4 separate regions of the Homo sapiens genome follow, and all the other regions are linked to region 2. The links are chromatin loops, found by intact Hi-C in ENCODE. Cell type or tissue: natural killer cell. All regions are shown on one strand.

The links. A loop is a pair of places that touch in the nucleus more often than their neighbours do. Peaks named below come from ENCODE experiments on the same cell type or tissue, not always from the same donor. Only the 100,000 strongest peaks of a DNase experiment are listed, where the experiment ranks them.
Region 1: a loop joins it to region 2, with 4 times the contacts of the local background. A loop is called at or near these places in 15 of 110 quality-filtered maps.
Region 3: it touches region 2 in a loop (8-fold over the local background); 71 of 110 quality-filtered maps call a loop at or near these places.
Region 4: it touches region 2 in a loop (4-fold over the local background); 4 of 110 quality-filtered maps call a loop at or near these places.

The regions. Positions count from the first base shown.
Region 1 is chr2:231,242,331-231,250,330 of GRCh38, forward strand. All of the region lies in intron 9 of ARMC9 (armadillo repeat containing 9), which reads left to right. Among named protein-coding and RNA genes, the nearest start is that of ARMC9, 48 kb to the left of the region's middle. RefSeq lists an enhancer at 4,165-4,883. In natural killer cell, no CTCF peak of the experiment used is centred here; a DNase peak (open chromatin) is centred at 3,561.
Region 2 is chr2:231,408,791-231,416,790 of GRCh38, forward strand. LOC124907997 (a long non-coding RNA gene) reads left to right here and starts at 3,506. Exons shown (of 2, transcript XR_007088118.1): 1 at 3,506-4,135; 2 at 5,186-5,674. RefSeq lists enhancers at 1,618-2,223, 2,224-2,828, 4,923-5,683, 5,684-6,443 and a silencer at 3,373-3,712. In natural killer cell, CTCF peaks have their summits at 1,833, 3,759 and 3,961; DNase peaks (open chromatin) are centred at 1,613 and 3,711; H3K4me3 peaks cover 251 bases; H3K27me3 peaks cover 644 bases.
Region 3 is chr2:231,293,992-231,301,991 of GRCh38, forward strand. It overlaps ARMC9 (armadillo repeat containing 9), which reads left to right. Exons shown (of 25, transcript NM_001352754.2): 19 at 2,207-2,262. Among named protein-coding and RNA genes, the nearest start is that of MIR4777, 65 kb to the right of the region's middle. In natural killer cell, CTCF peaks have their summits at 3,222 (motif pointing right) and 3,421; a DNase peak (open chromatin) is centred at 3,220.
Region 4 is chr2:231,359,093-231,367,092 of GRCh38, forward strand. ARMC9 (armadillo repeat containing 9) reads left to right here. Exons shown (of 25, transcript NM_001352754.2): 23 at 1,662-1,791. It overlaps MIR4777 (microRNA 4777), which reads left to right and starts at 3,616; the gene lies at 3,616-3,701. RefSeq lists a silencer at 1,405-1,699 and an enhancer at 1,577-2,220. In natural killer cell, a CTCF peak has its summit at 3,338; a DNase peak (open chromatin) is centred at 3,309; H3K27ac peaks cover 2,003 bases.

The DNA.
Region 1 (8,000 bases), 170 kb before region 2:
GAATGGCTGGCTGTCAGCTGTTCCACACACGTGGACAGACAGATGGTAGAAGCGGAGTCTTTGGGACATGGCCACAGTGATTTTAGTGTGCCAAAATCTTAGAGAATCAGCCATTTTTAAAAGGTCAGTAAAGTCACCATTGGATATGCAAGTCTTAGAAAAGTAACTTCCTCATGAGCCCCTCAGAAGAAGGACTTGAAGCCACATCCCCGAGAATATGGCTGACCCTCTGTCCACTGTCCAGTTAACATTCGGACAGTTAGGAAGCAGAGTGTGCTTACCAAAACTGTGGCTTTCTCATAGCAATTAGCATGACAGGGTCTGTCTACTAGGAGCACTCCTTTCTTCCTCCTTCCCATTTATTTGTTAATTCATCAAAGACTTAGTGTTTTCTAGGTTCAGTTTATAAAATCCCATTATATCTTATATATACCAGCCATCCTTACATTCCCATCTTCTATAGGAGGAGTGATGTATCCAGTTTATTTAAAACTGATGTTGGTCAGGCATGGTGGCGCACACCTGTAATCCCAACACTGGTAGTCCAAGGCAGGCAGATTGCTTGAGCCCAGGAGTTCGAGGCCAGTCTGGGCAACATGGTGAAAACCCATCTCCACAAAAAATACAAAAATTAGGCCAGGCGTGGTGGCTCACGCCTGTAATCCCAGCACTTTGGGAGGCCGAGGCGGGCAGATGACAAGGTCAGGAGATCGAGACCATCCTGGCTAACATGGTGAAACCCTGTCTCTACTAAAAATACAAAAAAATTAGCTGGGCATGGTTGCGGGCACCTGTAGTCCCAGCTACTTGGGAGGCTGAGGCAGAAGAATGGCATGAACCCGGGAGGCGGAGCTTGCAGTGAGCTGAGATCACGCCACTGCACTCCAGCCTGGGTGACAGAGCAAGACTCCGTCTCAAAAAAAAAAAAAAAAATTAGTTGGGCTTGGTGGTGCGTGGCTGTAGCCCCAGCTACTCAGGAGCCTGAGGTGGGAGGATCACTTGAGCCCAGGAGGTTGAGGCTACAGCAAGAGGAGATCGCACCACTGCACTCCAGCCTGGGTGACAGAGTGAGAGCCTGTCTCAAAAGAAAGAAAAAACTGATGACATGTTATTAAGCACGGTTTAAAAAGGAGCAGGGGTACAACACAGCTGGTTATCCCACAAGAAGTTATCAATACCATCTGTCAGGAGACAGTCCTACCACCCCGACTGTTATGTTAGCAGCAAAATACAGACTTTGTCTAACCACTGGAAACCAGAGGAGGGAGGATGAGTTATGTTTAGCTTAGTGATAACCATTCTCCTTCTACTGAATCATTGGCTTAGGAACACGCAATAAAAGCTGCAAAAGCCTTTTACTGTTTCTAGCCGATTTCTTTAACAAGATGATAAAAAGCGTATGGGGGGTCATTGTCAAAGTATAAGAGAGTATTGTTGTTGACTAGACATGCATATATAAAGTTGATTTATGATATGTGTCTCGAGTTCAGATTTACAATGTGTGAAGAAGGAAATTAAGAAACAGTTTAGATGCAATGTCCAGTGACTGGACTGATAGGATTTAGGATTTGGAAGGAGAAGAAGATTGCTTGCTTTTTTGCTGATTTTTTTAAAGGGATAAATTCTACTCTAGGGCCCAACAGAAGGCCATCAATTTCAAAATAAGTACGTGGCACAGATCAGCGTCCTTCATAGAGCGGTCTTGGGTCAGCTCGCCGTCAGGTGCTCTGTTGAGCTTGAGTGTTACTGCTAATTACATTCTGTAAAGGAGCTTGGGCTGGGCCCTTTCACAAAACCGTTGATGTCTATAAAGTTTGGTACACTTGATACTGGTTTTTATATCTGGCAGTTAACAAGAATCTGGGCTTCTACCAACTTACTCACTGTTAAAAATTCAAAAGGGCCCATTAAATCGAGCCCTTCTTTCCCCCTGAGTTCTGAACTGGTTGAAAAATAGGACAAAAGAGTAAAGGAAAAAGGAGCTGAAAATATCACTGTTGGTACTGACAAAGCTTATATTGGAGAATGTGGATCTTTTTTTTTTTTTTTTTTTTGAGACAGGGTCTCGCTCTGTTACCCAGGCTGGAGTGCATTGGCACGATCAGGGCCTCTGCTGCCTTGACCTCCTGGGATCAAGTGGTCCTCCCACCTCAGCTTCCTGAATAGCTGGGACTATGGGCCTGCACCACCATGCCCAGCTAATTTTTATTTTTTATTTTTGTAGAGATGAGGTCTCACTATGTTGCCCAGGCTGGTCTCAAACTCCTGGGCTCAAGCAGTCCTCCCACTTTGGCCTCCCAAAATGCTGGGATTACAGGTGTGAGCCACCACACCTGGCTGAGAATGTGGATTTTGTTTGCAGGCAGGTGGGGTCCTACTCTTGTGCCTGGGAATTACGGAAGCATTCTTGCACAGCCCTGGACAGCTCTGGCCAAGCCTAGCCCGCTGCCATTGCTGTGGCCACCATGAGGGCGGCATGGAGGAGCGGAGTTGACACGTCTTCTCTGGTGGGCTCTGCCCAAAGCAGAAGAGGACAGGCAGGGCAGTGATGCCCAGGTCTGCCCCCAGCCTCACAAGTCCTGTTAGTCACCGCCTCTCTGGAGAGGAAGTCTCCCACTGACAGAGCAGCTCACGGTAGAAACACCACAAGAGGAAAGAAGTGAGGTTCTGCCCTCACCTAGTTCACACCCAGGTAGCTGTGTTCAGAAAGCTGCCCGTGTTATCGAAGCTGGCACAGGTGTCTAGGCACTCCCAGAGGGTTTATAAGGACGGTATTCATTTCTTTGAGGCGAGAGCTGTCCCAGGTGGCCTTTTTAGTTTGACTCCGCGTATTGCTGCTCCCACCCATTTGTCTTTCTGTAGTCCTTACCTTATCAGAGCCTGTGGCTTGCTGGGATATGGGAGAAATCAGATTTTATATTATCATCAACTTAGTGATAAGAAGTAAGGGAGAAAGTTATCCCTCAGGGCACAAGAGGCTGAGTTTTTTGTTTTCTAAGATTACGCAAGTCACGCGGGTGTGTTCGTTTGCAGGGAACGCAGTGCTAGGCTGTTCCTGGATGACAGTCTGCTGTCGGGGTTTCACCCATGGCAGAGCAGCTCCCTGGCTGTGATCTATTGAAAGTCAGCCCTGGGCAGAAGGGGTTAGTGTTAGGGTTAGGGCTAGCGTTACACAAATATGTTAGCTAGAAAGTATACCATTTTATCTGTAAATGAAGGAAAACCCATCCCCTCCCTTCGCTCAGCGCATCCTGCCCTCCCGTGGGAACCTGTTGCCTGTGTTTCATATGCGTCCTTCTAGAGCCTTGAAGTATATATCATTAACTTTTACTTGTGTGTATATTTTCTTTATCTTCTAGAGTTCTAATTTGAGAACGGCATTCCTCTATCAGACATTTAGGTGGCTTTTCTGTTTTCTGCTGTTTGTAATGGTGTAGTATGCATTTTCCCTGCCAAGAGCAGTTGAAAGTGCCTTGGTTGGTCTTTCTCTTCTTCACCCCCTGTTCCCCCTGGGCAAATGTGAATGCAGAGACACTGGAGAAAAGGTATGCCACGAGAGGGGGCTGTTCCACCCACACCAAGCCTGTTCCACCCACACCAAGCCTCTGCCCTAAGAGCAGGAGTGGGTAGAAGGCAGGCTGACCAGGAGACAGAATCTGGTGCCAACTCCTAAGGTAGAAATTCGAGCTCCTGCCCCCTGGATGAGTCCCAAGTCTGACCTAGTGGCACCTCTGGGTTTCTGGATTCCTTGGATGGGGAGGTTTCCATTTAAATGCATCCTTATTTAGAAAGATGCCCATTTGAGAATTAATGCTCTTTTTCTTCAACAACTCCAGATAAGGCCCCATTGGAAATAAAAGTCAAAACACTTTATTTATTTGGCTTTTATTTTAGGCTCAGCAGGTACATGTGCAGGTTTGTTACATGAGTAAATTACATGTCACTGGGATTTGGCATACAGATGATCTCATCACCCAGGTAGTGAGCATAATCCTGAGAGTTAGTTTTTCAAACCTTGCCCCTCCTACCCTCCCCCGCCAATAGTTCCCAGTATCTGTTATTCTGATCTTTGTGTCCTTGAGTGCTCAGTGTTTAGCTTCCACTTAGAAGTAAGAGCGTGTGGTGTTAGGTTTTCTTTTCCTGTGTTAATTTGCTTAGGATGATGGCCTCCAGCTGCATCCATGTTGCTACAAAGGACATGCTTTTGTTCTTTTTTATGGTTTCGTAGTATTCCATTGTATATGTGTACCACATTTTCCTTATCCAGTTCACTGCTGATGGGCACCCGGATTGATTCCATGTCTTTGCTATTGTGAATAGTGCTGCCATGAACATATGAGTACGTGTGTCTTTTTGGTAGAACGATTTATTTTCCTTTCAGTATAGAATTGCTGGGTCAAATGGTAGTTCTGTTTGAAGTTCTTGAGAAACCTCCAAACTGCTTTTCACAGTGGCTAATTTACATTCCCACGAACACATACAGAGCTTTTTTTGTTTTTGTTTTTGAGACAAGGCCTTGCTTTGTCGCCCAGGCTCACTGCAGCTTCGACCTCCTGGGCTCAGGTGCTCCTCCCACCTCAGTCTCCCAAGCAGCTGGGACTACAGATACATGTCACCACACTTGGCTAATTTTTTTTTTTTTTTAAGACCGAGTCTCGCTCCATCACCAGGCTGGAGTGCAGTGGCACGGTCTTGGCTCACTGCCAGCTCCGCCTCCCGGGTTCATGCCATTCTCCTGCCTCAGCCTCCCGAGTAGCTGGGACTACAGGCTCCCGCCACCATGCCCTGCTAATTTTTTGTATTTTTAGTAGAGACGAGGTTTCACCGTGTTAGCCAGGATGGTCTCGATCTCTTGACCTCGTGATCCACCTGCCTCGGCCTCCCAAAGTGCTGGGATTATAAGCGTGAGCCAACATGCCCAACCTTTTGATTTTAATTTGCATTAAAATGGTTTTGATTTTGTGATAGAGACTATAGCATTAAATGTAAAAAGACCCAGGACATGTGGCTCTTATAAGGCACCTGCTTCCACCTCAGCCATCTTTGTCAGCAGCTTCCTGCTATGTGGCTTGTGGCTCTGGCTTGAAGCTCAGCATCTTCAGCCCTTGCCTTCTCCCCAGTGTGATTTTCTTACATCTTGGCAAATGCCTACGCTTTCCCCACATTGCTGCCATGTGTCCAGGCCATCTTCCTTGGTGCAATGCCCTGTGTATTGAGGAGTCTCCCAACCAGCACCCCTGACCCTGCTATACCTCGTATACCAATGCCTGTTGCATACCCAGACCAACCTGGTGATGAGAGGGTTTAACACCTTTGTAGGCCGGGTGCAGTGGCTCACGCCTGTAATCCCAGCACTTTGGGAGGCCGAGGCAGGCAGATTACTTGAGGTCAGGAGTTTGAGACCAGCCTGGCCAGCATGACAAAACCCCGTCTCTACTAAAAATACAAAAATTAGCCGAGCGTGGTGGCACACACCTGTAATCCCAGCTACTTGGGAGACTGAGGCACGAGAATCACTTGAACCTGGGAGGCAGAGGTTGCAGTGAACTGAGATCACGCCATTGCACTCCAGCCTGGGCAACAGAGCAAGACTCTGTCTCAAAAAATAAAGCACCTTTGTATTAATATCTCAACCAGTGAGTTAGAGCTGTGACCAGCCATCAGCTGAGACCTTTCTCGAGCTCCAAACCCAGACTTCTGGCCTCCCCATGAATGCCTGACAGCTTCACCAGATTTGTGTCCAAATCGGGCTCAACTTTTCCTCCACACAGGTGGTCTCCCCTCCTGAATTTCCTGTCTCAGTGAAAGACACTCCAGGGAACACCTGGGAAGCGTCTGAGGTTTTTCTCTGTCCTTTGCCTGGTAATGGGATCTGCAAGAGCTTCCTCCCTCCCTGCCCACATTGCTGTTGTTTTTGTGTTTGTTCAGGCTCTCCATAGTTCCCTCTTGGCTTAATGTCACATTTCCTAACTGGTCTTAAAGCTCTTACCTTACTGATTATTTGTCACATGGGATCTGAAGTGGCCTTTCTGGTTGTGTCTTGTTTATTTGTACCCTTCATGTTCCAGGAAGGACTCAGGTGTCTTACAGGCATCCGATCATATTACTATCTTGCTCAACACCGTTATCACCTTAGGGTGAAGTGGTTTTCATCTCTTTTAACGTGCAAGTGCCCCTTCTCGTTAAAAAGCTGGCAGGGCCGGACGTGGTGGCTTACACGTGTAATCCCAGCCTTTGGGAGGCCGAGGCGGGCGGATCATGAGGTCAGGAGTTCGAGACCAGCCTGACCAACATGGTGAAACCCCGTCTCTACTAAAAATACAAAAATTAGCCAGGCGTGGTGGCGCACACCTATAATCCTAGCTACTCAGGAGGCTGAGGCAGAAGAATCGCTTGAACCCGGGAGGCGGAGGTTGCAGTTAGCCGAGATCATGCTGCTGCATTCCAGCCTGGGCAACAGAACGAGGTTCTGTCTCAAAAAAAAAAAAAAAAAAAAAAAAAAAGCTGGCCATAGCAGCCCCTTCCGCATCTGATGGGGATGTGCCTCTGGCTTGGGCCTCCATCGCCTGCCCAGTCCCCTGGCTGAGATATTGCCTCAAGGGTTCCATTGTGGGCATTTGAACCTCTGTTGAGTTCAAGGGGCCCTACATTCCTTACCCACGTGCATCCTGCACAGCCTGCCCAGCCACAGTGCTCTGTTAGTCCAGGTGAGTAGGGAGAGAAGAAGGGGTTGGCAGAAATGGCCTCATCTTCAGGGGCTCACTGGTAGCCTCTCCTGGGGTCTGGCCCCCAAACTTACTTTCTGCCCCTCACTGGCCCGCGCACCCCTGCCCCATCCTGCTGCTGTCTCTACTTAGAGCAGCGTTTTCCAAAGCCTGTGCCCGCAAATGCCCATCCCGCAGGATTTCCCTGCCCCACAGCCAAACAGCCTGGGAGTTAATAAGCTTGTGAACTGCCATCCAGTGAGATTCCCAGCACAGCAGTACACAGGAGACTCCCGAGAAGTCCCGCGGGAGAACTGCTACCCCTGCTGAGTCCAGTCAGTCTCCAGTTAGATCGGACCCAGGAACACTTTCCTTACCTTACACCTCCTGCTGGTTTGTCTTAGAAAGTCCCCATCCTGCTAGTCACCAAGAGCTGTCCCAGGCTTGGTGTGGCCCCACTGCCCACCTCCCCACATCCTGACACCAGCTAGGGAGAGCAGCTGCTCTGGGAGGCAGGCCCCAGGTCTTCCTGGGGCTGAGAAGGGATGGATGGGGGCAGAAATGCAGCTGTTTCAGCTTGGCTTAGGTAGGCATTTATTTTTCCTACCCAAAGGTTCCAGAGAACCTAGAAGGGAGCCTGGCACGGGGCAAGTGCTCAGTGAATAATTGATGGGTTACTACATTAGTTGTTCCACTGTTCTTCACCTGCATCCTAAAAAGGGTTGCGCCTGCATTTGACCCAGACATCTTCAGATGGGAGCATACCACCCACCCGTGCACACCTCCACGGGAGGGAGACCACCGCCCACCCGTGCACACCTCCACGGGAGGGAGACCACCGCCCACCCGTGCACACCTCCACGGGAGGGAGACCACCGCCCACCCGTGCACACCTCCACGGGAGGGAGACCACCGCCCACCCGTGCACACCTCCACGGGAGGGAGACCACCGCCCACCCGTGCACACCTCCACGGGAGGGAGACCACCACGTGCATTTGCAGGTCCACTGTGATTGGGAGCACAGTCCTTTTTCTGATGCCCCAGGCCTGCCAGGCCTTTCCCTGAGCTCTCAGCCTGAAATCCTAGAAATGAGACAGCACTCACTTGGGCTGGAGTGGGCTGGAGTCAGAGCCTCCGTAGCAGGTGGAGTCCACCCCGTGTTCAGAACCCATTGTTAGCTCAGTGAGGGAAATTTTTCTGACTGGTGATTGGTGATTCTGACTGTGTTGGATGGTTTGGGGCTTGTGATTGTTGATGTCTTTGTTGTAGGGCTGTCTGTTGCACTGTAGGTTGGT
Region 2 (8,000 bases):
TCCTTCTTTAATCTGGTGTCTGAGGAGTTTTGTCTGCGACTCATCCTGCTACACTGCTATTTCTCCCTCCTCAGCACAGGTCTTCCCACAGTTCTCTCTTGGCCAGCCGGCTGCATAATTTGCAGAGCCCAGTGCAAAATGAAATTACAGGACCCTGGTTTTAAAAAGGTATTAAGAATTTTAAAGGTCAGGCTCACGCCTGTAATCCCAACACTTTGGGAGGCTGAGGTGGGAGGATGGCTTGAGCCCAGGAATTTGGGACCAGCCTGGGCAACATAGAGAGACCCCTGTCTCTACAAAAAAAAAAATTTTTTTTTTTTGAGACAGAGGTCTCATTCTGTCGCCCAGGCTGGAGTGCAGTGGTGCGATCTCAGCTCACTGCAAGCTCTGCTTCCCAGGTTCGCGCCATTCTGCTGCCTCAGCCTCCCGAGTAGCTGGGACTACAGGCACCCACCACCACGCCTGGCTAATTTTTTTCTTAAAAAATTTTAAAATTACCTCAGAGTGGTGGCACGCACCTGTCTGGGGCCAAGGTTGCCAGAGATTGCCTCGGGATGCTGAGGTGGGAGGATCCCTTGAGCCCAGGAGGTCGAGGCTGCAGTGAGCTGTGATCGCATCACTGCACTCCAGCCTGGGTGACAGAGCGAGACACTGTCTCAAAAAAAAAAAAAAAAAAAAAAAGAATTTAAGATTGCCACAGCAGAGCATTGAGCATTAAACCAAGTGCTGGGAGCTTCTGAGGGAGGCCTGCGACTGTGATGCCAGCCCTATTTGCCCCTCCTCATCCTCAGAAGCCAGGTCCTGCTCTGGGCTGCAGAGAGGGGATTGGGGCTCACAGTTCAGCATGGGAGAGGGCAGCCCAGGGACACCCAGAAAATGGAGGTGTACAGGCCACAGGACCCAGGCCCAGGTGGAGGCCCAGAGACGGTTATGGGTTCAGCTGCCCCTGAAGGATGAGGCAGAGGGAACCACATATACCAAGGGCTGCTGGGAGCAGGGTGGATGCATTCTGAAGCGGAAAGGAGCTCCTCTCGGGGCTGGACCTGGGGTGAGAGAAGGGGTGGGAGGCTGGGAGGCAGGCAGGGCAGTTTCTCAGGTCTTCTAGGTTCAGGAGTACTTTAACTTTATCCTGAGCACAAAGGGACAAAGAGCAGGGGTTCACGGCAGCCTGAGGGAGCAGAGGGCAGTTTTGAGGCACCTCCACCCCTCCCTCTGGCGCACTTTGGCCCATTCTGGCCAGCTCCAGTGGGGCCCCACTCTGGAAAATCAGGCATTTAGTTTTGCTTCCTGGTAATGATAACAACTGACATTTTATGGAGCACATTTCATATGCCAGGCACCCTGGTAAACATTTAACGTGTAGTCAATATGACTTTAACTCAGGGTACAAATATGGTTACTTTTTAATTTTTCTCATTGATTGCTCAAATCCCTCATGTACCATTATTGGCAGAAAAATCCAATATCAGCCTCTTGGAACCCACTCTCAAATTGTCCAAGAACCTCAGGGATTTCCCTCCTCCAAAGAGAGGGTTCTCTGGAAAGTCTGAGCAGTCATCTCCAGTTGTTCCCTCTCTCTCCACACAGGGGCGCTGTGGAACAGCGGGCCTGCACAGTCCTGTGGCTTCTGAGGCTTGGCTACCTTCACTGCACAGGCTGCGGTGGGGCCTATGCTTCCAAAACAAAGTTACCCTTCTCTCAGTCACCCTCACAAGCTCAACGACCTTTCCCCAGAGAGCAGCAGCATGCCAGGGGTGCTGGGTCCTGTGGCCCCCCAGTCAGCTACACAGTCTGTGGGGGAATCCCACAGACTCAGGTTCTCTCTGGCCTGGTGAAGCAACTTTTTAGACAGTAGATTTTAGTTGGTCCCAGGGTCTTAACTCTTTCCTCCTCAAAGGCCCTGGCTTTGCAAAATGGTTCCCTCCTCCCCGGCAACTGGCTGTGCATTCCAAGGGGCCTTGAAAAGGGGTAGCCTTTGTCAGTCCTCAAAAAGTCCAGTTCCACTCTTCCCCCAGGGTAATGGGTGCCTACTCAGCCACATTTACATAACTAAAGGAGACCACTCAAAGAATCCTACTCTTAACAAAGAAAGCTGTTCCTAGGTGACTTATTCTGTGCACCTAAACTGAGAAGGAGCAGGGGGAAGCTTCTGGAATCCTGTTATACACCATGTTCAAAGTAAGAAATGGAGGGCTCTAAGAGAAGGATCCCACGGCTATTGTGTGACAGGCACGATTTGAACTCTGTGCCCTGCACACCTAACCCCCATACTCTACTGTCTCCCAAGAGCCTCCAGCCTCCCATCCTTTTTCCTTAGCAGTAACTTAGTCACAAATATCTGTGTTTGTTGTTTCTGTCTAAAAGGAGGAAAATGTTATGTCCAATGAGCGATTGAAACTGTGATGGTTGGGGGAGCCCAGCGTTATTAGGGCTGTAAGAAATAAATGTTTCCAGAGAGTTATTTAAGCTATTGTGAAGAAAAACTTTTCTGTTCCAGTGAAACACTATACATTATCTAAAGCACAGCCAGACCTGTCTGCTTCCAGCCCCATTCACGGTCTTTGAGCTATTTTGCACCTCTTTTTAAGTTGCAAGTACTGAGGGCTTTGCAAACTGTCTTGTCAGGTGAAGCTTCCATTGACTTCTCTTCCACCCCCCACCAACACCCCCACGGTGGAAAAACCAGTTTGCCGCTGTTTGCAATTCAATTCCTTCACTCCATATAAATTTGTGCTTTTTGATGTCTCCTTTGAACCAGATATAACATCTACCTTGTCCTTTTTATGAGTAAAATAAATCTTTAATACATGCTCATTTTTTATTTCTGAACAAGGGTCATGAATCTACCTTTTTCTGAAAATTGTCTTTTACCAATTGCCTTTATGTGAAAATGAACACAGATACATTATCGAACAGAATGCAATTTTTGCTTATATTTCTAAAACAAAACTTGAATCTTGGAATACATTGTATACTCACTGAAGACCCTTCCAAAGTGAGCCAAAGCTTAGAGCTCAATCCTTTTAGAGGGTTTTGCCCCCCGGGAATTTGAGAAAATATCTAGTCCAGATCGCAACCAGACAGAATGAATCCGAATGAGTGAGTGGGTGGGGCGCGAGCCCAGGCATTTTTTATCGCTCCCAGGTGACTCAAGTTGGGAACTACCGGCCTGGGCTGGGATTGACTGACCCTGCCGTGCAGCCTGTGACCTATCACAAATCACCTTGGCTTTGTTTTTCCTCGGTGCGGCCGAATCCCACAGGAATGCGTGGAATCCCTGCCCTCACCCATGGCGAAGCTGCCCCCCTCGGGCTCCGCCTGCCCCCCGCGGCTCCTCGTCGCCGGGCAGCCAGGAGCTGCTGGGTGGGCGCGGGCGTCCCGGGGCGCGGTGCGACCCAGAGCCCCTCGCGGAACCCGCCTGGGCTGTGCAGGGGACAACGCGTTCGGCTGTCGAGGGTGGGGGAGCCCTGTGTGTGTGGTGGGGGTGGCATCCGATGGATCCCGGGGGCCTGCGGAGGAGGTGGGCATCTCGGCGCCACCCGGTGCGCGCCCCGAGCGAGGGCATCTCCCCTCGAGACCAGCCCGCGGAGCTGCGCGAGGCGTGGGGTAAGGCGGCGTAGACCTCCCAGTGCCGGCTGCAGGGCCGCGGGTCGGGGCGGGGCCCCGCGAGGAGCAAGGGGCTGGCCGGGCTGGAGGGCTGGGTGAGTCCCCGCCCTGGCAATCCCAGAAGAGGGCAGGGAGCGCCCCCAACTGACCGCCGGGGGCATCGTGACGCTGAGGTGGATGGGAGACTGCACGATTTGAGCAGGTTGTGTGAAATCTGGAACTCCATTACTTGTACCCCAAGGCATCTTTTTTATGCGGATTTAAGCTGGAAAGCGCCACACCAAGCTGTTAACAGGAACTGCTTCCTGGCACTGAGATTCCAGGGGCTGCTCGTTCCTTTCTCTGGCTCATCTGTGTAAGGAAGACTTTCCTCCGTGAGCCTTTCCACCAAGCTCAGGCCTGAGGCTTAGGAGAAATGTGCGAGATCCCGACAGCCTCGGAGGGAGTGAGGGGGCTTCGAGACCCTCAGGGCCACCTTAGGGGCCTCTACCAGGGAAGGAGAAATGATCTTGTTTCACCGGCCAGGGAGGTGAGTGCAGCCCCTTCAGGACCTCAAAAATCCCTACTGGGGGCCCACCCTCAGAGGCCTGGTGAGGTCAGAACTAAGGCCTTGGATAGCAGGATACAGTTTGCTGTTCTAATTGTTTAGTATCTGATCTCATAGACAAATGACACAATAATCATTTTTTCATAAAATCTTAATATATAAAGCCAACGATGGTAAGGATATGTTTGGTTTCAAGTGACATGAGATTCTGCTCAGTTGGGCTTGGTGGCTCGCACCTGTAACCCCAGCACTTTAAGAGGCCTAGATGGGCAGATCGCTTGAGCTCAGGAGTTTGAGACCAGCCTGGCAACATGGTGAAACACCACCTCTACAAAAAAGTACAAAAATCAGCCAGGCATGGTGGCATGAGCACCTGTAGTCCCAGCCACTGAGGGTTGCGGAGGGGAGCTGAGATGGGAGGATCCTGGGAGGTTGAGGTTACAGTGCCCATGCACTCCAGCCTGGGTGACAGAATGAGACCCTGTCTCAAAAAAAATAATAATAATAAAAAGAAGGAAAGAAAAGGAAAAAAGAAAGTCTGCTCGAACTGGTTGCGACCAGCAAGGAGATGTGTGGGCTCACAGAAGTGAAAGTACAGGGATGCCTGCCTCAGGGGCTGATGCAGGACAGAAATATAAAACAGCCACTCCCCATACTGGAGCTGCCTAGCTGGAAAGGGGCAGGTTGAGATTGCTCTCAGGTGGCCTGACTGCAAAAGCTGCATGTTAGCCACCACTCAGACACGTGCTAGGGTCTGGAGGATGGAGGCAAGTCTGGAAACAGCTGCCTGTCCACCATGACTGCCTGCAATTTGTTAAGACCACCTGCAATTTGCTAAGCGCTGATGGGGAGGCCAGGCTCAGCTCAGATAGCTCAGCTCCCGCAGACCTAGTCGAATGTTTCTTGCTAGATTTTATGTATTTTTGTAACCAAATGCTCCCATTTTTTCTAAGAAAAACGGAATGAATTACTTTTTTTTTAATTATTATTTTCTATTCTCTCCCCTTTCCCTCCTTCCCGTTTCCTACTCAGCCCTTCAGAAATGCAAATGTAACCGTTCACCTCCCCCTAGACATTCCCTTCAGGGTAATTCCCTTCAGGGCAATTTCTTCAACGGCTCCAAGACAGATCTTTTCCTTGAGAGCTGACAGTCGATTTGCTGACAGTTGATTTCCAGACTGAAGCGTACCTGCCACGGAACTTTTACCTCCATGGGGTGACCTTAGAACTTCTGCTCTGCAAACTGGAAGTGACCTTCATCCTCCAGGAGGGTATGTCGAAAGCATTCCCGCTTGGCCACTTTTACAAGTTATTTCTGCCTGGGAAGGCACCAACTCAATTATCCAGTAGATAAGATACGGGGCAACAGGGGAACGCCTGCCTTGCATACTTGCTCACCCCCGACCTTATAAAAGTGTCCATGTTACTGCTCCAAAGGTGAAGCAGCACATGTAAAGGCAGGACGCGTTGTGTCCCTTCCCCAAGCTACCTTTGGAATACATTCACTTTTCTTACACCAGACCTCGCGCTTGTTCATTGGACTCTGCATGCGATGAGCAACTAACCTGCTTTTCAGTTATGCTTTGGAGCCATGTTGTTTAGCACTTAGAAAATAGAGGTGGGTCTGGGCGCGGTGGCTCATGCCTATAATCGCAGCATTTTGGGAGGCCGAGGTGGGTGGACCACTTGAGGTCAGGAATTCAAGACCAACCTGGCCAACTTGGTGAAACCCTGTCTCTACTAAAAATAGAAAAAATGAGCCCAGCATGGTGGCACATCCCTGTAATCCCAGTTACTCGGGAGGCTGAGGCATGAGAATTGCTTGAATCCGGGAGGTAGAGGTTGCAGTGAGCCGGCATCACGCCACTGCACTCCAGCCTGGGCCACAGAGTGAGACTCCATCTCAAAAACAAAAAAAAAAAAAAAAAAAGAAAAAGAAAATAGAGGGTGTCTGATAAAAATGTACCTTCTCTAGTGTGCAGCACAGTAAATCCAGCACCCCAGAGATGTCCTGCCTGGCTCCCTGGAACCCGTCTGTGCACATGATGAGATGTCACCTCTGTAATTAGCTTAGGTTACATGGCACAATTAGCCTTAAAATAGGGAAATATTCTGGGTGAGCCTCATCTAATCCCATGAGACCTTAAAAGCAGAGAGCTTTCTCCCACTGGTGGCAGAAGGAGAAGTCAGACTAGAAGCAGAATTCACATGCCATTGTTGACCTGAAGACTGAGGGACAAGGTGGCAAGGAATGATAGCAAATTCTAGAAGCTAACAGCAGCCCCTGGCTGGCAGCCAGCAAGGAAATGGGAACTTCATACTGAATTCTGCCAGTAATAGAAATGAGCTTGGAAGAGGACCCTAAATTCCAGGGGAGGGATGCAGCTGGACAGAGAACCTAGCCATGCTGTACTGGTCTCCTGACCTGTGGGACTGTGGCAAAATAAATGGATGTTGTGTTAAAAAGAAAAAACCTAAACACTCAGAAAAAAAGAAAAATGTTGGCAGTACAAAGAGATATTGCCAGAAACACAAATATAGTGAGTCTTTAACATACTATTTAACAACCTAGAAGAGATTTAACTTACCAAAATCAGAGACATCAGGCCAGACAGGGTGGCTCACGCCTGTAATCCCAGCACTTTGGGAAGCCAAGTGGGTGGATCACTTAAGGCCAGGAGTTCAAGACAAACCTGACCAACGTGGTGAAACCCCATCTCTACTGAAAATACAAAAGTTATCCGGGTGTGGTGGCATGCACCTGTAATCCCAGCTCCTTGGGAGGCTAAGGCAGAAGAATCTCTTGAACCCGGGAGGCAGAGGTTGCAGTGAGCCTAGATTCCACCACTGCACTCCAGCCTGGCCTGGACAACAGAGCAAGACTCTCTCAAAAAAAATAAAAATGAAAATAAACCAAAGACATCAAAGACCCAAACAATACCATGAGTAGTTTGAATCAAAGATCTGTATCAAATTCTGTACCACACACAGCTTGTATCTTCTTTTTGCATATGAAACCTTTACCATGTATGTGTATTAGAAGGAAAGACAACATCAACTATCCCCCAAGGCAGAAATTAAACAGGCCAAACTCTATGTCCACAATATACGGTAAATCAGAAATTACCCACAAAATTAAACCAAACAAGAACAATGACAAAAATCCTAGCCTGTTTCTTAAATAACTGTTGAGTCAAAGAGAAAGTAAAAACTATAATGGTTCATTGTTTTGAAATCGGGAAGACCACATAATTATATTTAAGGGAATAATGTCAGTTTACCTCATTTTGACTTCAAGGGGTGTTACGTGTCAGGCCTTGGGCTTAAGGCTGTAGCTGCTGAACATTGCCCAATTTAACAACTATAAATGCATTCATTATTGTAAAAATAAAAATAAAAACAAGTGAACTAATGTTTCAACTCAACATTGCACGAGAAGAATTTTATTTTTATTTATTTATTTTTTTGAAACAGGGTCTCACTCCATTGCCCAGGCTGGAGTGCAGTGGCACCATCTTGGCTCACTGCAACCTCTGCCTTCCAGGCTGAAGAGCTCCTCCCACCTCAGCCTCCCCAGTGGCTGGGACTATAGGCACGCCCTCCAGGCCTAGCTAATTTTTATATTTTCGGTAGAGATAGGGTTTTGCGATGTTGCCCAGGCTGGTCTCAGTCTCCTGAGCTCAATTCATCTGTCCACCTCAGCCTCCCAAAGTGCTGAGACTACAGGCACGAGCCAGCACGCTGGGCCAGAAAAGAACTTTATTTATTTATTTTTTTTTGAGACGGAGTCTTGCTCTGTCACCCAAGCTGGAGTGCAGTGGTGTGATCTTGGCTCACTGCAACGTCC
Region 3 (8,000 bases), 110 kb before region 2:
ATGTGTGAAATGGCATTGCCACCATCTTTATTTAGATTATTGGTTTCCTTGTTCTATTTCAGTAAACTTGAAAACATCTCTGTGGGTTTTCACACGTCCAAGTCCAATCACAGTCTTCTAGCACAATTTTTCCAGTAAAGTTTTAAGGTCTTCAAGTATTAAAATTCAAGTATATTTTAGCGACCTAACCCCACAGGTGGGGAAGGACTATTCTGGCAAAGCCTAAAGGAAAATTCCAGCTGGTGACATTGACAACGCCGGGTGAGCTGCCAACAGCAACAGCAGAGAGATTTGTCCCCTGGCTTGGGCCTGGACCACAATGCCAGCCCTCAGGGAGGGGAACCAGCACCAGAGAGACAACAGGGGCACCAGCCAGGTCACTGGGCAGGAGCAAGGCAGAGCCCCCGGGAAAGGAATGATACTGGCCATTCTAGCCCCACGTGTGTTAGATATCGGAGTGCGGGCACCTCATGGAGTGTGGACCAACTCAGGGAACAGGATGGGAGATAGTCATCCCAGAAAGGAGCTGAGGTCTACAAGGCACTTCACTTCTCAGGACAGGATTATTCTGGGTAGTGGGATGAGTCTGAGCCAGCAGGCCTTGAGGTTATGGGGTCAGGAGAAGGGGAGCTGGGCAGGAGGAGGCAGAGAAAGAGAAGCGTGGCTGGGCTGTCTGTGGCCTTACAAAATAGCCAAGAGTCTTAAAAAAGGCATTTCTGTATTCGAAAATGAGCGGTTTATAACTGATGAGTACAGCAGCACTTCCTGAAGGTGGAATGGTGTATGCTGTTGGTGGATAGGGAAGTTAGTCATTAAACTTCAGCCAGAAAGCAGAGTGGCATCACATCTTCATGCCTGCACAGTAGCTTTCTAGACTAAATGGCATTCCACAACAGTGCTGCGACCCGTGGGGCATGCAAGCCTCAGTGAGCAGGGGGACACTTTGGTGTCCCACTGGCCTCGGTCCAGTGAAGTCAGTGGAGTCCTTCCCTTTAGAACGAGCGTTGGGTTGAGAACATGGGTTTCTACATCTTCCCTCCTGGGAATGGTTTGGTGTTTGATCAAATGTGGGTGCACCCTGCCTGCCACTTTACAAGCTGGGTGCTCTCCTCAAGTATGGCTTTAGTTCCTTCTTTTCTCCTACTTCCCATTTGACTTCCTTTCTTCTTTCAGGCTTTCTTTACCTTCATGTCATTTGTTCAAGAAACAAGTGATAATAAGAAAGATGTAGTAGGGATAGAGGGAGGAGTAAGTCAGCTGCTCTGTCCCCAGGGACTCACAGTTCAGTGCAGTGGGTGAGAGACGAGTCAGTAAGCATTCATTCATTAGTAAGCAGCAATCTTCCAGAAGTGGCGTGAACTGTCAGGAGTTCTAGATAAAACGCTGAGTGTGTTCGGGGAGGAAGAGATGGCTGCTGAGCAAGGGGATCAGGGAAGACTTCGTGGAGGAGAAAGTACCAACACCTCTGCAGTGCCTGCTTCTTACCTGGCCCTAAGCCGGGCGCTTCCCTTGTGGTGTATTGTGAGGTCCTACCGACAACCCTGAGAAGTGGCTGGTACAACCCCCATTCTACAGAGGAGGAAGCCGGGGCTCTTTCTTTCTGTAACTCCTTTGTGCTACCAACTTACTGCTCTTTTGTAAATTCTTAAAAAGACCTAGCGATGAACCACAGAGCCTTCAGGAACCCTACCTGCCATGACCACCACCCATACCGCCCGTGGAAAAATCATGGAGTTTAGAGATAGACTCGGCTTGAATCTCAGCTGCCTGCCACTTACTGGAAGTGAGACCAAGAAGTCTCTCTTTCCTCTCTGTGCCTCTCTGTAAAATGGGGGATAATAGTCAACAACATATTTGTAAGGATTAAGTGAAATAACGGGTATGGCAGAATCTAGCATGATGCCTTGAAATAAATATTTACTTACTTTTCCCTAAATTCCCCTAAAATTATATGCTGGCTTTTAATTTTCCCCATGCTACTATAATCATGTTCTGGTAAAAATGGAGAGATTTACTATTTAAAATTGCTTAGGATGATCTCAGACAGTGACTGAAATGGTTGTGATTAGGATGGTTAGGAGCATGATGACTTTGATGTAACCTCATTCTCATTAAGGTGTTTATGTCTCTGCAGAGGCTGACAGATTCTGTGGACCAAGGCTCCCACTGTTTATCCATTATTCATTGATTCTTTTTTTCTTTATAGAAGAGCTACCAGATGGTGTTCTTGAATCTGATGATGATGAAGATGAAGATGATGAAGTAAGTTGGAGGTTCTTGACACCACATAGAAAACCCATACCAAACTATTCTCTCTTTCCTGCCTTGACAAGTTAGTCCAGAAATGGAGATTTTTCATTCCTGCTACACTATTTCTCACAATTCTGAGGGTTGGCTAAAGCTCAGCTGGGTGGTGGTTCGGGTCTCACTTGGGGTCTCATGTGGGGAGCCCAGCGGCCATGTTTGAAGACTCCCACACTCATTGGGTTCACAGCAGAGACGCAGCATTGCATGTCATTCGAGTTTCATGGGAAGCTGAACAATGACCATTCTTCTGTGTGAGCTTTTGCTCTGAAGGGGCACGAGCCTCGGCCTGTCTTCCTCACCGGTGGGAGTGCTGGGCGTGTAGGCGCCTGGCGAGAGTCTCTGGCGTGAGGGGTCCTGGGTTTAGTTCAGAGCTAACGGAACTGACCAGTTTTCTCTGTTATTTGCATTCTTTTGACTTGTGTTTCCTCAGCTGTGAAAAATCTACTTGCCTGGTGTTTTAGAGCATGAAGGTTTAGAAGTTAATGTATGCGAGTCTCTGAAATGATGTAAAGAATGGTGACTCAGGGACTGTAGTTGGATTTTCAGATGACAAGATTTTACATGGTTTTCCTTCAGATACCTAGGAAGAAAAGACCTGTTGTCCCCTCTGGTCATCCTTGATTTGCCTGCCTTCATTTGCAGGGAGCAGTTACTCCTGCAGTGAATGCTGGAACATTTTCATCTATTTTGGGGGGAGCATTCACTGAAAAAGTGGATGTCAGAGGATGTTTTTTTGTTTGGAGTCGTGGCCTATCAGCTTGTAAAATGTGTAAAAGCCAGGTTTTTGATCACTGATGGCATCAGTTGGGAAAGAGGTATTTAAGAGCCCCTGCCAGAGAGGATCTGCTAAGATCTGCTGGGAGATGCTTCCTCAGCAGGCGGCCTCTGTGGCTGCCGTTTTCTTCACAGGCTGCAGGTGGCATCAGCGGGTACGTGCTCCTGCTGGCTCTTCCTGCCTTGTCCAGCAGTGCAGAGCTTGACCTCCAGATAGGGGTCCTGGCCCCTATCATCTTCTCCAGGCCCCTTTGTTTACAAAGGTGGAGGCAGAGGGAAAAACACCAGCTTGAGCTCACACAGAGAGTTGATGGTGGTAAAATTGGGTTTAGAACAGGAGTCGGCAGACACTTTGTGTAAAGGAAAAGATAGGAACTATTTTAGGGCTTGCAGGCCACACAGTCTCTGTTCCAACCACTCAATTCTGCCATTGTAACACGGTGGCTGTCAGCAGTACATAAGTGGCTGAACGTGGCTGTGTTCCTGTAAAACTATTTATGGACGCTAAAAATTTGAATTTCATACAATTTTTGCATGTCATTAAATATTCTTTCAAATACTTAAAAACACAAAAATCATTCTTAGCTGGCGAGCATAGGAAAGCAGGCACCTGACTCGTGGGCCATTGTTTGCCAGCCCCTAGGCAGTTCCCGGACTTGGGCAGCCTTCTCTTGATTATAATGAGTCACCACCTTTGTGCCTGGCCCTTCAATATCATTCTAAATGATAGTTTAAATTAATATTTAATTATTTGTTTTTAACAACTTTTTTTCATTGTGTCCTAAAGTTTGTCTCGAGATCTGTTTTCTTCCCTTCTTGTATCATCCCTTTGGGTTTTTCGGTTTGCTTTGGTTTTTCATTTTGCTTTGTTTTTGCTATAAATCCTGTTTTTATCTTATAAGGGAAAATTCATTTTGTTCAACTGTTCTAGTTAATGATGAGAACTCAATTTCTGGAAATTTCATTCTGAAAGCAATTGTCTACTGTAAATGAACAAATACAGAAGTCTTATAATTTTCTGGACTTTTGCTACTCTTTTAAGAGGTTGATGTTTGAAAATACTTGTGATAACTAGAATTTTCAGAAGATTTCTAGAAGAGGTTTAGTTGGAAAATTATAAGGAAAAGATCTGTCATTTGGGCCAAATGGGACTCTGTGATGAACCCCGGGCAGCAGATGGGGGCTCCTTCTCCCAGGTAAGCCTCACTGCGCATCACCGGTGCCAGCCGGGGCAGTCCGGGCACAGCCGGTCTTGCCTGGATTTTACTCAGCTTTCACCGGAGGCTAGCATTACGTTTATAACTGTCTTTCAAAGTTGGAGGGAAAAAAGAGAGTGACAGATCTTAGGCTAAAGAAAATTTCTAAGAATCCTTTGAGAAGTAGCACTGTTGTTGGAATGTGGTTATCACTTCCCAAGGTGACAGCTCTGAAGGAGACAGCAAAATTATTTGCAAGGTGTTGGAGTCATACCTTATCTTGCTTAGCAGTGTAAATGTTCTTTCATTTAATATTTAGACCCAAAACACAGAAAAATGAAACCACTGTTTTCAGTTAGCTGCTTAGCAACTCTAAAGATAAAATGGTTCTAATGGGGCCAGGCACGGTGGCTCACACCTGCAATCTCAACACTTTGGGAGGCCGAGGTGGGCGGATCACTTGAGACCAGCCTGGCCCACATGGTGAAACCCCATCTCTACTAAAAATACAAAAATTAGCTGGTTCATGGTGGCGTGCGCCTGTAATCCCAGCTACTAGGGAAGCTGAGGCACGAGAATCACCTGAACCTGGGAGGCGGAGGCTGCAGTGAGCTAAGATCCTGCCAGTGCACTCCAGCCTAGGCAACAAAGCAAGACCCCATCTCAAAAAAAGTGGGGGGCTGTAGTGGGATGGGGCCTGAGACCAGGGTAAATTATGCTCACTCTAAATCACATTGAGCTGAAATCTGTGCGCTCACAACTTCCACCACTGCTATCCCTGCTTCACTGGAAACTCTCAAGAGAACCCCTGATGCAAAGTCTCGTTTTTCTCTGTAATTTATAATGACTTGATCTAATGTGCTAACCTAACAAAGTTATGTCTGAATATACATACGTTTATATACTAAAATTTTAAAAAAAATAAAGGTAGAGCTAGAAATGCATCTTCTGATTTATAGACTGTCTAGGATATAATGTCAAATAGAAAAAGGAAATCATAAAGTAATTTGACCAATAATTTCGGAAAAAGCAAATGTATAAAGACACAGGGCTATGGATTATGTATGTGCCTATGTAGCGGAAAGGTGTGGACATGTACGCCCTCTTTGCTGACATTATAAACTGCAAGGGGGGAATAGGAATAAGGAAGTTTGGGTGAAAAATGCAGAGAGGCCCTGAGGCTCCTCAAGAGAGAGAAGTGAGACTAGGACACGGGGTTTAGTGGCGTGGAAGTCAGTTGCTGTGCATTTTTGTGGGTTGATGGAGCAAAAGCGAAATGAATGGATTGAGGGCCAGGTGGGAAGTGAGAAAATGGCTTAAGAAGTGTATGCTGCTCCTCGCCCAGTCTGGCTGTGCACAGAAGAGCAATAGTGGCTGAAGGGGGCATTTTTGTTTGTTTTAAGATGAGAGAAACCTGAGCATGTTAAAATGCTGATGGAGTAGCTCCAGCCGAGAGGGAGAGCTGGAACATTCAAGGCAGGAAGAGTCTACAGGATGGCATTGAAAATATGGGTGTTTTCATTGTTTTCTAAACCACTTATACTTTCTTGGCCCACAAAGCCCCAGACCCATTTAAACCTCCAGAGAAACAAAACCATCATTAGATCAGCTTGGACAATACACCCCAGGGAATGGACAATGACAGCTGTTATTTAAGGATTCAAATGCATCTCATTTAGCACTTCAGAGAAATGTGTTACCTGATGCATTTATTTTATATGAAACAGACGTAATATGTTACAAAAGGGCTGTTGGTAAATCACTAAGCTTAGGAGCCTGGTTCCGTTGTTCTCACCCCCAGTGACTCAGGTTTCCTTACTATATATCACAGCCAGTTTCCTTGTATGGCTTCCTTAAGTAGAAATGCAAGACCTTCCTGTGCTATTCTAGAAGACTGATTTTAAGACAAATATTCTCGCCTCTTGACAAAATAGGTTTAAGTGCCAGGTGAGGTCAGCCGTGGACATTTACTTGCTGGTTGCCATGTAAGTGCCAATCGTATGCTCAGCAATTTCCTTCTATACAAAGTGCTCAGATCTAAGAGTTGCTCATATATTTACTCAACAAATATTTGAGGGCCTCGAAATAACACTATTGTAGGAACTAATGGGGAAGGGATGCAAAAGAAATCTAAAAGAGTATCTGTGGTTTAAAATACCTCCAAGAATTTCCAGCCTAGATAGGGAAGATCACAGTGATTCTGACAACAGCAGCTCCCGCCTGCTGGCAGTGCCGGGTGCCAGGCACTGTTCTAGGCGCCTTATGGGTGTTCAGTCATCTCCTCTTCTTAGCAGCCCTGTGGTAGGTGCTATTTTTATTCACATTTCACAGATGAAGAGACAGAGAGAAAATAGGTCACTTGCCAAGTTCACACAGCTAATAAGTAACTGTGATGGGGCTGGGATTCAAATCCAGGTGGTCTGACTCAGTGGTCCATGCTCCTAACCACTGCCCTATATTACCTTCTTGTGAGACATACATGAATGCAAAATAGCAAATAACAGAAAATAAATATGTGATCACAGATTCATAAAGGTGATAGACACAGGAAGTGCCACAGAAATTCCAAGTACTCCAGGAATACTGGGAGATGGCTGGCGTGGGGTAAAGAGGAAGTGAGATGAGTTGAGGAAGGGAAGGGTGTGGCCAGCAGGGGTGGCATCCTCTGGGGGAGACAGCACAAGCATAAGCTTTATCCTTTGCCTCTCCACTGCACTCACATCAACCCCCCCAAGAAACCCATGTTAGTGATCTAGTGTGTGCATGCGCTTTCATACTTAAAAGATGCACACACAGAGTACACGGAGGTATGTACTACACACAGATCCATATATACTTTTGTCAGTATTTGTTTTTCAAAATGAGATAACATAGAGATAGAAATACACATACTTCTACACCATGTTGCCTTTTTCTCTTGTTAATGTTTCTTGAAAGTCCTTCTGAGTTAGGCAGTGTAGCAAGTTGATACTTTTTAATGCTATGAATGTATAATTTTCTAGATTTTTTGCTATTTCAAACAATGCTGTAGTAAAATCTTTGTAAAAATATCCTTATTTACCAGGGCTTTTATTTATATGGGCTCTTGCTGCTGGATGAAAAAGTATTTTTTTAATAATAGATTTTTCCAGATTGCTCTTTTCAAAGGCTGTTAATAATTCAGATTTCACTAGGAGAACATGAAGGAGCCTCTTCCCTCCATCTCCACTAGCAATAGGTGCTGTTACTCTATTTTTTTTTAATGTTTTTGCCAATCTGGATTTGGATTTGCTACATTGTACATTTCCAATTTCATATCCTTTCTGTTTTTTTCAGTTGTGCTTCTTTCCAAACCCTTTTCACCATCATTACAAATGTTTTAAAGATATATTTTTTCTAATCTCTTTTGCCACAAATCTTTTTTAAAATTTTTTTTAAGTTAAAGATTGAGGCGGGATGTGGTGGCTCACGCCTGAATCCCAGCAATTTGAGAGGCCAAAACAGGCACATCACCTGAGGCCAGGAGTTCAAGACCACCCTGGCCAACATGGTGAAACCCTGTCTCTACTAAAAATACAAAAATCAGCTGGGCGTGGTGGTGCACACCTGTAATCCAAGCTACTCGGTAGTCTGAGGCGCAAGAATCATTTGAACCCGGGAGGTGGAGGTTGCAGTGATCCAACATCACGCCGCTGCACTCCAGCCTGGGCAGAGCAAGACTCCATCTCAAAAAAAAAAAGTTAA
Region 4 (8,000 bases), 50 kb before region 2:
TTTTTTTTTTTGAGATGGAGTCTCGCTCTCTCACCCAGGCTGGAGTGCAGTGGTGCGATCTTGGCTCACTGCAAACTCCGCCTCCCGGGGTTCAAGTGATTCCCCTGCCTCAGCCTCCTGAGTAGCTGGGATTACAGGCATGTGTTACCATACCCGGCTAATTTTTGTATTTTTAGTAGAGACAGGGTTTTACCATGTTGGCCAGGCTGGTCTCAAACTCCTGGCCTCAAGTGATCTGCCTGCCCCAGCCTCCCAAAGTGGTGGGATTACAGGCGTGAGCCACCGTGCTCAGCTGGTCTCTTGTTCTTGGTGGGACCTCTGAAAGTCTTCAGTGTGGCCTGTGCTGGAGGAAGTAGGAGAGGAGAAGGGGACAGTTGAACCAAGACCACCTCATGGTCTTGGGACACTCCAGCTCAGTTCCTCCTTTTTTATGACCACCCCGTCCCCTACGCTCACACCCCCTGGGAAGCTCCTGGTCCTGGTCCTAGAGGACTTGCCTGGCGTGGGCACAGCTTTGTGACTCCACACGTTGTAATGGGGTTCCCCTGCGTGTAGCCCAGCAATTCGGTGTGACTTCACTCAAGTATTCTCTTGTACACCTACGCTTTTTCTCCTGGCCTTATTCTAAGCACACTGAGCATGTGCCTCCTGTCCTGAAGCTCTATTTCTAGACCCAGATCCAGGTGGAGACCGCCCAGTGCCACCCGCTGGGTTCTGGTATCAGAAATAGATTCTCGTTTGGGTCAAAAGAGAATTATCTGGAAGTCAAAGCCCCTTGCTACAGGGAAACCTGCAGGGAAGATCCCTTTATATTTAAGATTAAACAGATCACATTGCAAAGCCACAGAGGAGCTGCTAAAATGAAAGAGCTGAGAGGAGCTTGGCCTAAGGGAGTCACGGATGCAGCCTCTGTCACAGTGTCGCTGCAGCAGTGACATGGACCCCTTCAGCTGTAGGAGAAGAGGAGAGGCGGGGTGGGGGAAGGGGTGCGTGGCATCTGAGATGCAGGAACATCTGTTCCCAGGCCCTTGGGGAGCCCTCCGTATGCTATGATGCTATCTGGGATTCTCCGTCTGCTTCCCCGTGAAGGGCTCCTGCGTGTCCCGGGTGGCCTGGTTCTGGGTGGGCATCAGCTACAGCACAAGTCACTGGGAGTTAGGGCACTTCCTGGCCACCCTGGGTGTACCGAGTGGTTCAGCATTAAGGAGCCTTGGGCTGCTCGGTGAGGAGCACCCTACCTCTCAGGTTGTTGGTTTTAGCAAATAAAACTACACACCACCCAGTTACATTTGAGTTTCAGATAAGCAAATGGGCCTCCACATTCTGTCTGGGGGCGCCTAGCCATGGCCCAGGGAGACAATTTGTTGTTCTGAGGGCTTTCCAGAGGCTGAGGGGTGCCAGGAAGGCTGAGCGGCCAGGGTGATCTGAACCTCCCTGGGCTGTGCCTGTCACCACCAGCAGTGTGCCTGCCATCCCCCGCTACCTGGCAAGTTCCCGGGCTGCACGAGTAAACAAGTATCCCAAGCCACAGGCGCCAGGGAGCCCGCAGGGCCTGGCCTGGGGTGCGTGCTTTTCTTGGCTTTCCAACCCAGCCCACGAGAGGGCATCCTTAGAGGGGCTCCAGAGCAGATGTGGACTGAACTTTCTCTCCTCCTCCCCAGCAGCCATCATCGCCAAGCCAGGAGAGTGGCTCCCAAGAGGACGCCAGGAAGAGCCTCGCCCAGCCCCCACGGGGACCCCCCGCCAGCCAAGGGAGGCGCCCCAGGACCCAGGCAATGGAGTGACCACCAGGTAAGGGGGATATCACAAGGCCTCGAACCTGACTCTCGGAGCTCTGGGAGTGGGCGCCCCACGCCGGATGCAGAGCACCCAGGAGACCTGGAAGGCTCCTCTGAGGCCCAGCCTCTGACAGGGGAGGCTAAGGAGCAGTGTCAAGATTCCCAGCGGAGTGCAGCCGCCACTCCTGACCACCTCGGAGGGCTGTGCTGCCTGAGAGCCATCAGTCAGACGGGAAGGACACAGCACTCAGAAGCATGCCCATGGGACTAGTTTTCAAAACTGCCAGGCGGACTTGTCCAGGGCTGGGTGATGGGGTGACTTAGGGACAGTGTCCTGTCAGCTTTTTGCATTTGGAGGAAGTGGGCTGTAGGGCAGAAAGATGGAGAAGGAGGTGAGTAAATGGTTTGGCTCAGAGGTCACTTCCTGAAACAGAAACTGGGCCTCCAGGCTGGGGCGTGGTGGCGCACGCCTGTAATCCCAACACTTTGGGAGGCTGAGGCAGGAGGATTGCTTGAGCCCAGGAGTTTGAAACTAGCCTGGGCAACATAGTGAGACCCTGTCTCAAAAAAAAAAAAAAAATCAAAAAACTAAAAAAAAAAAAAGAAAAGAAAAAACTGGACCCCCGAGCAGAAGAAAAAAAAAAATAGTGTCCTCTCTTCCACTGTGCCACGTGAGCACAGACTGGCCCTGTGGGTTATTAGGGGTTCTTTAGGGTCTAGAAAGGACCTTTCCAATCTCGCCAGCTCTTTCTTTTGGATCTGGAGAAACCTGCTCAGGGAGAGGGGCCTGGCCTGGGTCTCAGACCCTGCCTGTCCCTGACCACCAGGCATGCCAGCTGCCCCTCACCACTTCCTCCTGGCCATGAAGGAAGCCAACCTCCTGCGGTAAAATATGGGGCTGGAGCAGGCTCAGCTTAGTTCTGGGGGCCCCCGGAGAGGACAGGCAGGAAGACTGAGCAGAACCTGCACCCACTGGTGGAGAAAATCGGAGAGAGAAAGAGGCAGGAAGAGAAATCAATGGGGAGTGGCAGACAGGAGGAGGATGTAAGAGAAAGGGGGCGCAGACAAGTGTGCTGAGCTTCCTTGGGTGGGATGGGCTAGAAGCCGAAATCGGAACTGTGGGAAGGATGGGAAGGACTTCAAGACCTGGGCTAGGGAAGGGTGGGGGCAGTCCCAGCTATCTTTAAGAAGCACGGGGTCAAAGGTGGCTGCATTACTGGGGGAGGGGCCAAGCCTCTGGACTCCTCCAGTTCCACTGCCAACCTGCCTGGGGACCCAGGGACCTACCTCCCCTACCTGGGCCTCCTCCCCTCTTTCTGTGGCTGAAGAGGAGCTTGTCAGCTAGACCAGGGGTTCTCAGGCTCTCAGCATCCCCCTGAAATGGGGACTCAAAATGAGAGACCTCTGAGGAGTGGGCTAGAGCTATCTCATGCCCCCAGTCCAGACTGGATCCTCCCCTGCGGTTCAGCCAGGCCAAACCTACGCTTCCGGTATAGGCCACTTCTTTTTACTTCCTGCAAATGCTGAGTTCATTTCTGAGGCTCTCCACTGGGGACAGCCCTCTCTCCCCAGAAATAACTGTTTTCACAGTAGGTAGGCAGCCGACCCTGAGGGACCTCATTACATCAAGCAGCGTTGCCTAGCTGGCCCCCCAAGATTCTACTGAGCACAAAGACCCCTCAGGGTCCAACCCAGAGGTGCCCTCCCCTTGGTGTCAGTCACTGAAGCCAGCTCTTATTTTAAGCCTGGGAGTTCAGTGTGAGGAAGAAGAGGATGGAAGGAGGGAGAAGTACAAGTTGTTCCATCTTCCTCTTCCTCCCTCACTGGCAACGTCATCTAGAATATTTCGGCATTCTAGATGAGAGATATATATATACCTCATATGTATATGGTATACCTCATCTAGAATGCTGTAATATTCTAAATCACAAGTGGCCATCTCTTGTCAGGCTGACTTCAGCCCCAATTCAGGTCTCACTGAAGCATCCCTTCCTCCTGCCTGACCCCAAAGTGCGGGTCACGCCCTTCTGCCAGGCTCACAGAAGCCACAGTCCCTCCACGGGGCGGAGACCCCACTGTGTTGTCATGTGGCTGCCTCTCACTGCCTCAGAGACAAGCGCAGTGTGCAGGGCACAGAGAGCGTGCAGGGCCTGCTGGGTATACGGGGAATGCAGGGCTGCAGGGAGTGTGCACAGTGTGCAAGGTATTCAGGAAGTGCAGGGCTGCAGGGAGTGTGCAAGGAGTGCAGGGAATGCAGGGCATGCAGGAGTGTGCACAGAGTGCCAGGAGTGCAGGGCATCTGTGCTGTGCTTCTGCACCTGGCCTAGGTGGTTAGAGTACTTGTTGATGAACAAGTAGGAGAAAGGGAGAAAGAGTGGTTCTCTATGTGGCTTTGGTGGGGAACGTTTGTCCCCTCAACTTCCCCGAGCTCTGTTCTCTTGCTCTTTCAGGTGAGGTCTCATACCCAGAAGAAGAATTGGTGGATGGGCAGGAAGCCCTTGGGGCAGAGGTCTGGGGTCAGTGGTAGACTGAATGATGGCACTGTTACTTAGCCCAGGAAGCCCTTGGGGCAGAGGTCTGGGTCAGTGGTAGACTGAATGATGGCACTGTTTACTTAGCCCGGCTTTCAGGTGTTTTAAGGATAATGGCCACTCAAGCTCTGTGCCAGTGACTTCCAGCAACTGTCTTGCTGTAAAATTACTTTCTCGGAGGCTAGAGAATAAAAGTCTAGACCTGCCTGGCGCAGTGGCTCACGCCTGTAATCCCAGCACTTTGGGAGGCCAAGGCGGGCGGACAACGAGGTCAAGAGATCAAGATCATCCTGGCCAACATGGAGAAACCCCGTCTCTACTAAAAATACAAAAATTAGCTGGGCGTGGTGGCACGTGCTTGTAGTCCCAGCTACTTGGGAGGCTGAGGCAGGAGAATCGCTTGAACTGGGAAGCAGAGGTTGCAGTGAGCCGAGATCGCACCACTGCACTCCAGCCTGGACGACAGAGTAAGACTCCGTCTCAAAAAAAAAAAAAAAAAAAAAAAAAAAGCCCAGACCCTACAATCATGGTGCCTTCCCCCAACCCCCATGGTGAAATTTTCCTTTTCCTTTGTCAGCTTCTTAGACTCCTTAGATTAAGTAGCAGGATAAAACGAATGTTGACCAGCTTTAAAGATGTATTTATTAAGAAACAAATGCATTTATCCTGCGAAGAGCCAAAGTGCATCCCAAGAAGTATGTCAGTCCAGACCACAGAGGCTGAGTTGCACCCCGGAATGTGCAGGAAGGTGATGGCAGGGCTGCCTTGACTGTCACCTGTCAGTCCTTCTCAGCATGGCCCTGCCACTCCAGAAGAGCAGCCCCAGCCAGGTGTGGGGTGCTTGTGCCTGGAAGTTCACCTCCACGTGGCCTGAGGACAGGTGAGGGAGGTGGCTCTGTCTGAGGAGCTCCTCGCACTCAGGCCCAGGACAGGATCAGAAGCAAATGTCAAAAATCTTGTCCTGCCACAGATGAGAAGTGATTCTTTTGCAAGTGCTGTGACTTTTTTAAAATGAGAAGAGATTGTACATATGTCTACATGTATGCCTTTCCCCTCACGTTTGTCCCTGAGGATGGACAGCAGCTCCCAATGGCACATTCATGCATCCAGCTAAAGAAACAACACATGCTCATGCCTGGAATCCCAGCACTTTGGGAGGCCGAGGCGGGCGGATCACCTGAGGTCCAGGAGTTTGAGACCAGCCTGACCAACATGGTGAAACCCTGTCTTTACTAAAAATACAAAAATTAGCCGGGCATGGTGGTGCATGCCTGTAATCCCAGCTACTCGGGAAGCTGAGGCAGGAGAATCATTTGAACCCAGGAGGTGGAGGTTGCAGTGAGCCGAGATCACACCATTGCACTCCAGCCTGGACAACAGGGCAAGATTTCATTTCAAAAAAAAAAAAGAAAGAAAGAAAGTGGCCCTCGGCAGAGCATCAGGGAGCTGCCCCTTGGCCTGGCAGAGCCCACCCCGTGAGGCACCCTGACCACCTTGGGGGCTGCTTCAGGCAGTGCCTGTGTTGACCTAGGAGGCTGGGCCCCTATCATTGGATGCTCCAGCTGCTCTAGGAAGGATGCAGTGGGAGGTGGGGTGGACGGCTGTTGGTAAGTGTCAGCTGAGCCCCTGGTGGCCTCAGGGCCCTCCATCCTCCCAGCATGGTGAGCTCAGCAGCCTGGAGGCAGCCAGGAGCCAGGGCCAGGAAATGGCGCTGGTCTGGCCTGAGATGAGGCCAGATTAGGGCAGAGCAGAGAAACCATGTGGAAAGGAAGTCCAGGACGGCAGTCACCTATGACATAGGGGAAGTCACGTGCCGCAGAAACGCATGGGACTGAGTCCTGGAAAAAATGTAAAGGGTGATATACGGGAAAGTTGGGAGGTGCTCTGCAAGGTAGGCGATTGTTTATTAGAGCAGCCTGGCCCTTATATGATCTCAGCGTATCAATAGGAACATTGTGTTGGGAGGGAAGAGCCATAAAATGCCTCGGGAGATGCTGAGTCTTTCCCTGTGTTTGCAATGCTGCTGAGTCATAATCCGGCTGCTAAGCATCACCCAGCAGAGGATCCTGTGTCCCTTCTGTTTGCATTAAGCCCAAAGAAAAGCATTCAGGGCCCCTAGGCGACTCTGCCCAGAGGGTTCATAACCGGCTCTCAGTTATTGCTGCGGACATTTCATCTGGATTATAAGAAAACCCAGAAAGGGGCAGAGGTGGGGAAACGGGCCAGAACAGAATACAGCAGATAAAGGCAGATAGGAACCAGCCGCACACACAGCAGATGGGAACCAGCCGCACACACAGCAGATAGGACCCAGCCGCACACACAGCTCCCATGCCATGGGCACACACTTGGCGACACGTCTCAAGCTCCTCGGCCTCCTGGGGCTTCATGTGTCGTTTCTTTTTCTTTTTTTTTGAGACACAGTCTCGCTCTGTCACCCAGGCTGGAGTGCAGTGGCACGATCTTGGCTCACTGCAACCTCTGCCTCCCGGGTTCAAGCGATTCTCCTGCCTCAGCTATTTTCTCCAGTGCCAGTGGGAGGGGCCAGGCAGAGGGAGCCCCGGTCTGAGGAGGCTCATTCCCACCCCTCACAGTCATGTCCTAGGGAGAGGGGGACAGGCTTAAGGTGTATTAGTTAGGACTCTCCAGGGAAACAGAGAGGCTGATTTTAGGGAATTGGCTCATGTGATTGGAGAGGCTTGGCAAGCGCAGAATCTGATGGGGTAGACCAGCAGGCTGGAGAGTCAGGGGAGAGTTGCCGTTCAAGTCCAAAGGCCATCAGTTGGCAGAACCCCTTCTTGCTCAGGGAATATCAGTCTTTTTCTATTATGGCCTTCAGCTGACTGGATGGGGGCACTCATGTTACGGAGGGTGATCTGCCTCACTCAGAGTCCACTGATTTAAATGTTCATCTTGTCCAAAAAAGAACTTCACAGAAACATCTAGAATAATATTTGACCGAATATCTGGGCACCATGGCCCAGCCAAATTGACACATAAAAATAACCATTACGGGCCAGGCACGGTGGCTTATGCTTATAATCCTGGCACTGTGGGAGGCCAAGGTGGGAGGATCTCTTGAGGCCAGGAGTGTGAGGCCAGCCTGGGCAACATTAGCAAAACCCCACCTCTAAAAAAATAATAAAATTTTAAAAATTGGGCCAGCTGCGGTGGCTCACGCCTGTAATCCCAGCACTTTGGGAGGCCGAGGTGGGTGGATCACGAGGTCAGGAGATCGAGACCATCCTGGCCAACATGGTGAAAACCCGTCTCTACTAAAAATACAAAAATTAGCCGGGCATGGTGGCGGGTGCCTGTAGTCCCAGCTACTCGGGAGGCTGAGGCAGGAGAATTGCTTGAACCCATGAGGCGGAGGTTGCAGTGACCCAAGATCATGCCACTGCACTCCAGCCTGGTGATAGAGCGAGACTCTGTCTCAAAACAAAACCAAACAAATTTTTTTTTTTGAGACGGAGTCTCGCTCTGTCGCCCAGGCTAGAGTGCAGTGGCGCAATCTCGGCTCACTGCAACCTCTGCCTCCCGGGTTCACGCCATTCTCCTGCCTCAGCCTCCCGAGTAGCTGGGACTACAGGCGCCCGCCACCACGCCTGGCTAATTTTTTGTGTTTTTAGTAGAGATGGGGTTTCACCATGTTAGCCAGGATGGTCTCGATCTCATGACCTCGTGATCC